2 separate regions of the Mus musculus genome follow, and region 2 is linked to region 1. The links are chromatin loops, found by intact Hi-C in ENCODE. Cell type or tissue: left cerebral cortex. All regions are shown on one strand.

What was found. Hi-C counts contacts between places; a loop is a spot of excess contacts. Peaks named below come from ENCODE experiments on the same cell type or tissue, not always from the same donor. Only the 100,000 strongest peaks of a DNase experiment are listed, where the experiment ranks them.
Region 2: a loop joins it to region 1, with 2.7 times the contacts of the local background. A loop is called at or near these places in 1 of 42 quality-filtered maps.

Annotation. Positions count from the first base shown.
Region 1 is chr15:8,444,246-8,446,745 of GRCm38, reverse strand. It overlaps Nipbl (NIPBL cohesin loading factor), which reads left to right and starts at 2,283. Exons shown (of 47, transcript NM_027707.3): 1 at 2,283-2,500. It overlaps LOC102634078, which reads right to left. Exons shown (of 3, transcript XM_017316813.1): 3 at 883-2,500. The coding sequence ends at 1,455. In left cerebral cortex, CTCF peaks have their summits at 173 and 1,281; DNase peaks (open chromatin) are centred at 720, 1,264, 1,497 and 2,087; H3K4me3 peaks cover 2,500 bases; H3K27ac peaks cover 1,267 bases.
Region 2 is chr15:8,167,498-8,169,997 of GRCm38, reverse strand. Cplane1 (ciliogenesis and planar polarity effector 1) reads right to left here and starts at 892. Exons shown (of 53, transcript NM_001162906.1): 1 at 509-892. In left cerebral cortex, no CTCF peak of the experiment used is centred here; DNase peaks (open chromatin) are centred at 397, 530 and 981; H3K4me3 peaks cover 1,504 bases; H3K27ac peaks cover 1,509 bases.

The DNA.
Region 1 (2,500 bases):
TGTATCTGAGCCGAGCCAATCAAATTCTTAGACTTCGGTTCAGTCAGTCAGTCAGTCTTGCATGTATTTGCAAGAAAGGGGGGGGGGGGGGGCAGACAGGATTAAGAATGCATTTTTGTGAGTCACTAGAGTAATATGAATTAGCCCACTAGGGGCAAGGCCACGTGATCAACAAATGTCCAGGCCTCTGCCATGCCATCTAGAGAAACCTAAAAGCAATCATCTTTATGAGCTTTCGAATGTCTAGAAGAGAGCTTTCTCCTGACCTCTAATAACCTTATCTCGGTTCCATCTAAACATTTTTCCAGTTTTCACCGTCTTTCATAAAAGTTCTGTTAGGTATTGATAAACTCATAGTAAAGGGTAGAGTTCAGAAGTGAGGGAGGGGAGTGACTGAGCCATCCACAGCGCGCTATGCAGAACACCTGCGAAGGAAAGTTAAACTTCATTTCCTGAAGCCCTGAAGGCTACTGGGGAAAAAGAGCCAGACGAGATAGAAAGCCCGGAGGAAAAAATGAGAACGACGCCGCCAACATGGAAGGTAAACAGAAGTGCTGGAGGCACCAGGGTGACATGGGGCAAAACCCTGATGACGAGGGCGCCGCCAAGTCCCAGGGGCACTCTGGGGAAGGGGACGGCAGAAGCATGGCGAGGCTTAGTTCTATTTGCACGGATATCAAGCCCGGACCTTTTCCCCCACTTGCAGGACTCCTTGGGCCGAAGTCACCGCCCTGACTTACTCCCTCTGGTCGCGATAGTCATCTAGTGTCAGGAGTGCAGAAATGACAAAATCTTTAACACCTCACCCCCAGTGACTTCTAAAGCAAAAGAATAACCTGTAGGCGAGCTGTCCTATACATCAGTGCATAGACAAGCAAACGATTAACGCTGACAACTTATTTTATTTAAAAAAATATAATATGGTTCCTCCTGAGTAAAATGTGCTTACCTACTGGCACTTTTTACCTGAAGAATTAGCCCCCTTACAATTTATACAAAAACAAACAAACAAACAAGCAAGCAAACAGAAAACTGTGTGGCGATGAAATGCCCTCCGGTTTTACAGTAAGACACTACCATCGGGTACGGTACTGTATTCGTATTCACATTTTGTACTCCAGCCTTGTCCAGAGCCTCTGAGTTTTCAACATACAGAGGAAAACGATGTTTTGAAGTGCGCCGGTGCCGGGGCTCCGGTGCCCGGCGTCAGGATGGCCTGGGCTCCACCCACACCTAGATCGCAGCGCCAGAGCGACCGGCTCCTTGCTTGCACAGCGTCGCCTACAGGCCTTATCCCGACTACCAGGGAGGCAATCAAAACCACCGCCAAAAAGGAAAAAAAAAAAAAAAAAAAAAAAAAAAAGAGGCAAGTCCAGCAGCCCTCTCGTATTTCCAGAAATTAATGCACCACCACCACCACGATCACGATTCCAACTCAGCCAGGCTGGGAGTCTTCACCTCCGAGGACTGTGTTCTTCGCAGAAAATAACCCAGACAGACATAGGATCCGGCCGCTCCCGGGACGATCCATCCATCACGGCTGCGGGAACAGCGTTTGAAAGGTCGGCATCCAACCCGCCGGCAGCGGGAGCTCGGCTTCCCCCCGGGGCCCGGGGCCGGCCAGTCAGGGAGAGCAGCGCGGCCTCGGCTGGCCGCCTTCTCCGGGATTGAGGGTGGGGGGCTATGAGGCCCGGAGCGCCTGAGAAGAGGGAGATCCCGGCCTCACGCCACCACAGCGGACCAGCGCCCGGCTGCTGTCGCCTCGAGGGGGACCAAAAGGAAAAAAAAAAAAAAAAAATCAAGCCGGTCACCCGAGCAACGGCGTAGACGCCGTCTTGCAGAAGCGACCCCACGGGCAGCATCCACGGCCGTCCGTTGCACAGGACAAGGGCACGGAGCAGAACCGCCGCTGCTGCTCCCGCTGCCTCCGCCGCTGTCGCCGCCGCCGCCGCGCCTCCGGAGCCCGCGGGAGCCGGCGCGCTGAGGCAGAGCTGCGAGCCCGAGTGGCGGCGGCGGCGGTGGCGGCGGCGGAAGTGGAGTAGGGAAGAGGGGGTGGTTGTTAGTGTTTGGCGCCGGCGGAGGGAGTCATTCCTGCAGCTGCACTTCCGGTCGGCATTTTGTTCTGAGAGGGAGAGACGGAACGAGAGAGAGAGACACACACACACATACACACACACATACACACACACACACACACATACACACACACACACACACACACTGGGCTCCTTCCCCCCCGCCCGCCCTCCCGTCCCTCCCTCCCTCCGTCGGTACCGACTCACCCGACACCAGCAAAGCCGCCAGGGAGGGACGCCCCCGCCGCCAGGAGGATTGGTTCCCGGGCCCGCGGCGATGCCCCCCCGGTAGCTCGGGGCCCCCGGCCGGGTGTTTGTGTGAGTGTTTCTATGTGGGAGAAGGAGGAGGAGGACGAAGAAGAAGCCGCGATTTGTCTTCTCGGCTGCTCTCCCCCCGGCTCTACATGTTCCCCGCACTGAGGAGA
Region 2 (2,500 bases), 280 kb after region 1:
AAGGCAACAGGAGAAAACCCAGCACGACTGAGTTAATCATCGTTAGATTCTACTGGTGACAGCAACTTGTTAGTTTTGGTTTTGAGGGATTAATTGTATTATGTTTTTTGTCTAATGAGTCCTTCTAGATGTGAAAGACACTTAAAGATTTATGCAAAGGATTTGTTTGGGAAAAGATAGACATATTTTTTTTTTCAAGTAAAGCATAAAAGATAGAAAGACAGCAAACCCACTTCAAGATTTCAGTACGGTGCGCTACAGAATCACGTACAACCTCCCGTCACTTAGAATTCTAACAATCACCTCTCTCCTGGGATGCAGCAAACACCATTTTCTGACGCATACTGCAAAGCCTCTCAAAACACTGATGCTACTGGATAGACCAAGCACTACACAACAGACACTGCAGATGGAAGAACTGATTTTTAAAAAAAATCCGCTCCATGGCGCAAAAATATATGTATGACAGGAGTAATCTGCCCAGTCTACGGGAACCGGGGAAAGGTACCTTTATTTCAAACAAATCGGAGCATACAATTTCAAGAAAATCGCTGACGTCCCGGGCGGGGTTTGTGCTACGGAGGATGCTAGGAACCCGCGTCCATCCCTCACTGCTCTGCCGTCCGCTGGGGTCTCCTCAGAGGTTTCCTCGTGGCTGTGGCCGCAGAGTCCTGCCCGGAGGTCCCCTGTGGAGGTGTGAGGGGCCACGGCGGGGAGGGGACGCCTGCGACCCAAAGAAGGACCTGGGCGGGACGGCGGGCGGCCGCGAGGAAAACGGAAGTCCCCACAGCTAGCCCGGAGACCCTGGGAGGCGGGGGGCACGGGGACCGAGCCCCTGGGGAAGGTCCCAAGGCCGCCACCTCCCACCGAGGACCGCAGAGGCTGCGAAGCCGCTGAGCCCTGGAGGAGGCCGCGCCCGCCACCCCAGAGCCGTGTCCAGGCGACGCGTGGGCGGGGCCGCCCCACTGCGCATGCTCCATGCCGCTCCGTGGGCGGGCACCTGACGGATCCCCGCCCGCCCCGCCTCCTCGGCGTAGCCAGCTTTGCGCCGGGGTTCTGGGAGAGCGCTGCAAGCCTGCCAGAGTGGGTTACCTCCACCGAGTCTGTCCTGCCCTCCTGCTCTCTCCTCAGCTCGGTAGTCCTTTCTCTCTCCATCCATCCCTGGCTTCCCCTCGTGCAAGACTTTTGAGTTTCCGAGCTCTCCGTGGAGCTTGGCATGAGAATGCCTTAAGAACCAACATTTAGATCTGCGCTGTTAAGAGCAGTTGTTGCCTTTGTGGAGGACCCGATTTCAGAGTCCCAGCACCTACGACATAACCCTGAGTAACTCCAGTTCCAGGGCATCTGACACTCTTTTGTGGCTTCTGTGGGCACCAGCTACAAAGGTGGTGCACATACATACACGTAGGCAAAACACTCATAAAATAACAAGTTAAAAAACAACAACAACGGGCTGGTGAGATGGCTCAGCGGTTAAGAGCACCGACTGCTCTTCCAAAGGTCCTGAGTTCAAATCCCTGCAACCACATGGTAGCTCACAACCATCCATAACAAAAATCTGATGCTCTCTTCTGGAGTGTCTGAAGACAACAGTGCACACACATATAATAGATAAATAAACAAACAAACAAACAAAAACCAACAACAACAACAACAAAAACTTGCCGGGCAGTGGTGGCACGCCTTTAATCCCAGCACTTGGGAGGCAGAGGCAGGCGGATTTCTGAGTTCGAGGCCAGCCTGGTCTACAGAGTGAGTTCCAGGACAGCCAGGGCTACACAGAGAAACCCTGTCTCAAAAAACCAAAAAAAAAAAAAAAAAGTCTCTAGCCAAAACTTCAGCTAAAATTAGACAATAAATCGTGTTGGTCATGGAATTCTTCACATGTCATGAAGGATTTATCACAATTGGTTATCGATCAAATTAACTCATAAAAAGAATACTCGTCTTTTACCTGCTCAAACAAGGAGCAAAAGTTCAACCTTAACTCATCTGTGCACTTTGCACAATCCACACAGGTATCTTACAGTACTAAACTGTTGGTTGTAAGATTCACGTATTGCTGAATGTGCAGCTCTGACAAGGTTCATCCGCATGGACGCTGAAATGAGCTGCTGCTCCAGCCCCCTCCCTTCTGATGCTGTCTCCAGAGACTTGCTTCTAGAGCAGCTTCAGGAATAGCCCCAGGTTCCAGACGGATTAGGTTCATCCAGCCTTTCAGACAGCTCCAGTCAGAACCTGTCAAGCCCTGAGCCTTCTACGTATACAACGACTGGGTAACAGATGCTAGTGCTAGCTTTCTTAAGCCTAACCACTTCTTCCACTTTCCCTCCTCCTCCCACCCCTTAAAAATATTTGTCAACCCAATTCAGCAGGAGGAAGTTGTGGACAGTTGCTATCCCTATCTCTCGATTATGGTTATTTCATAAATTATAGGTAGGCTATCATTTTAAGGGATAATTTGGAAATGGTCATAATTTTGAATAGGGAGGAAACTAAA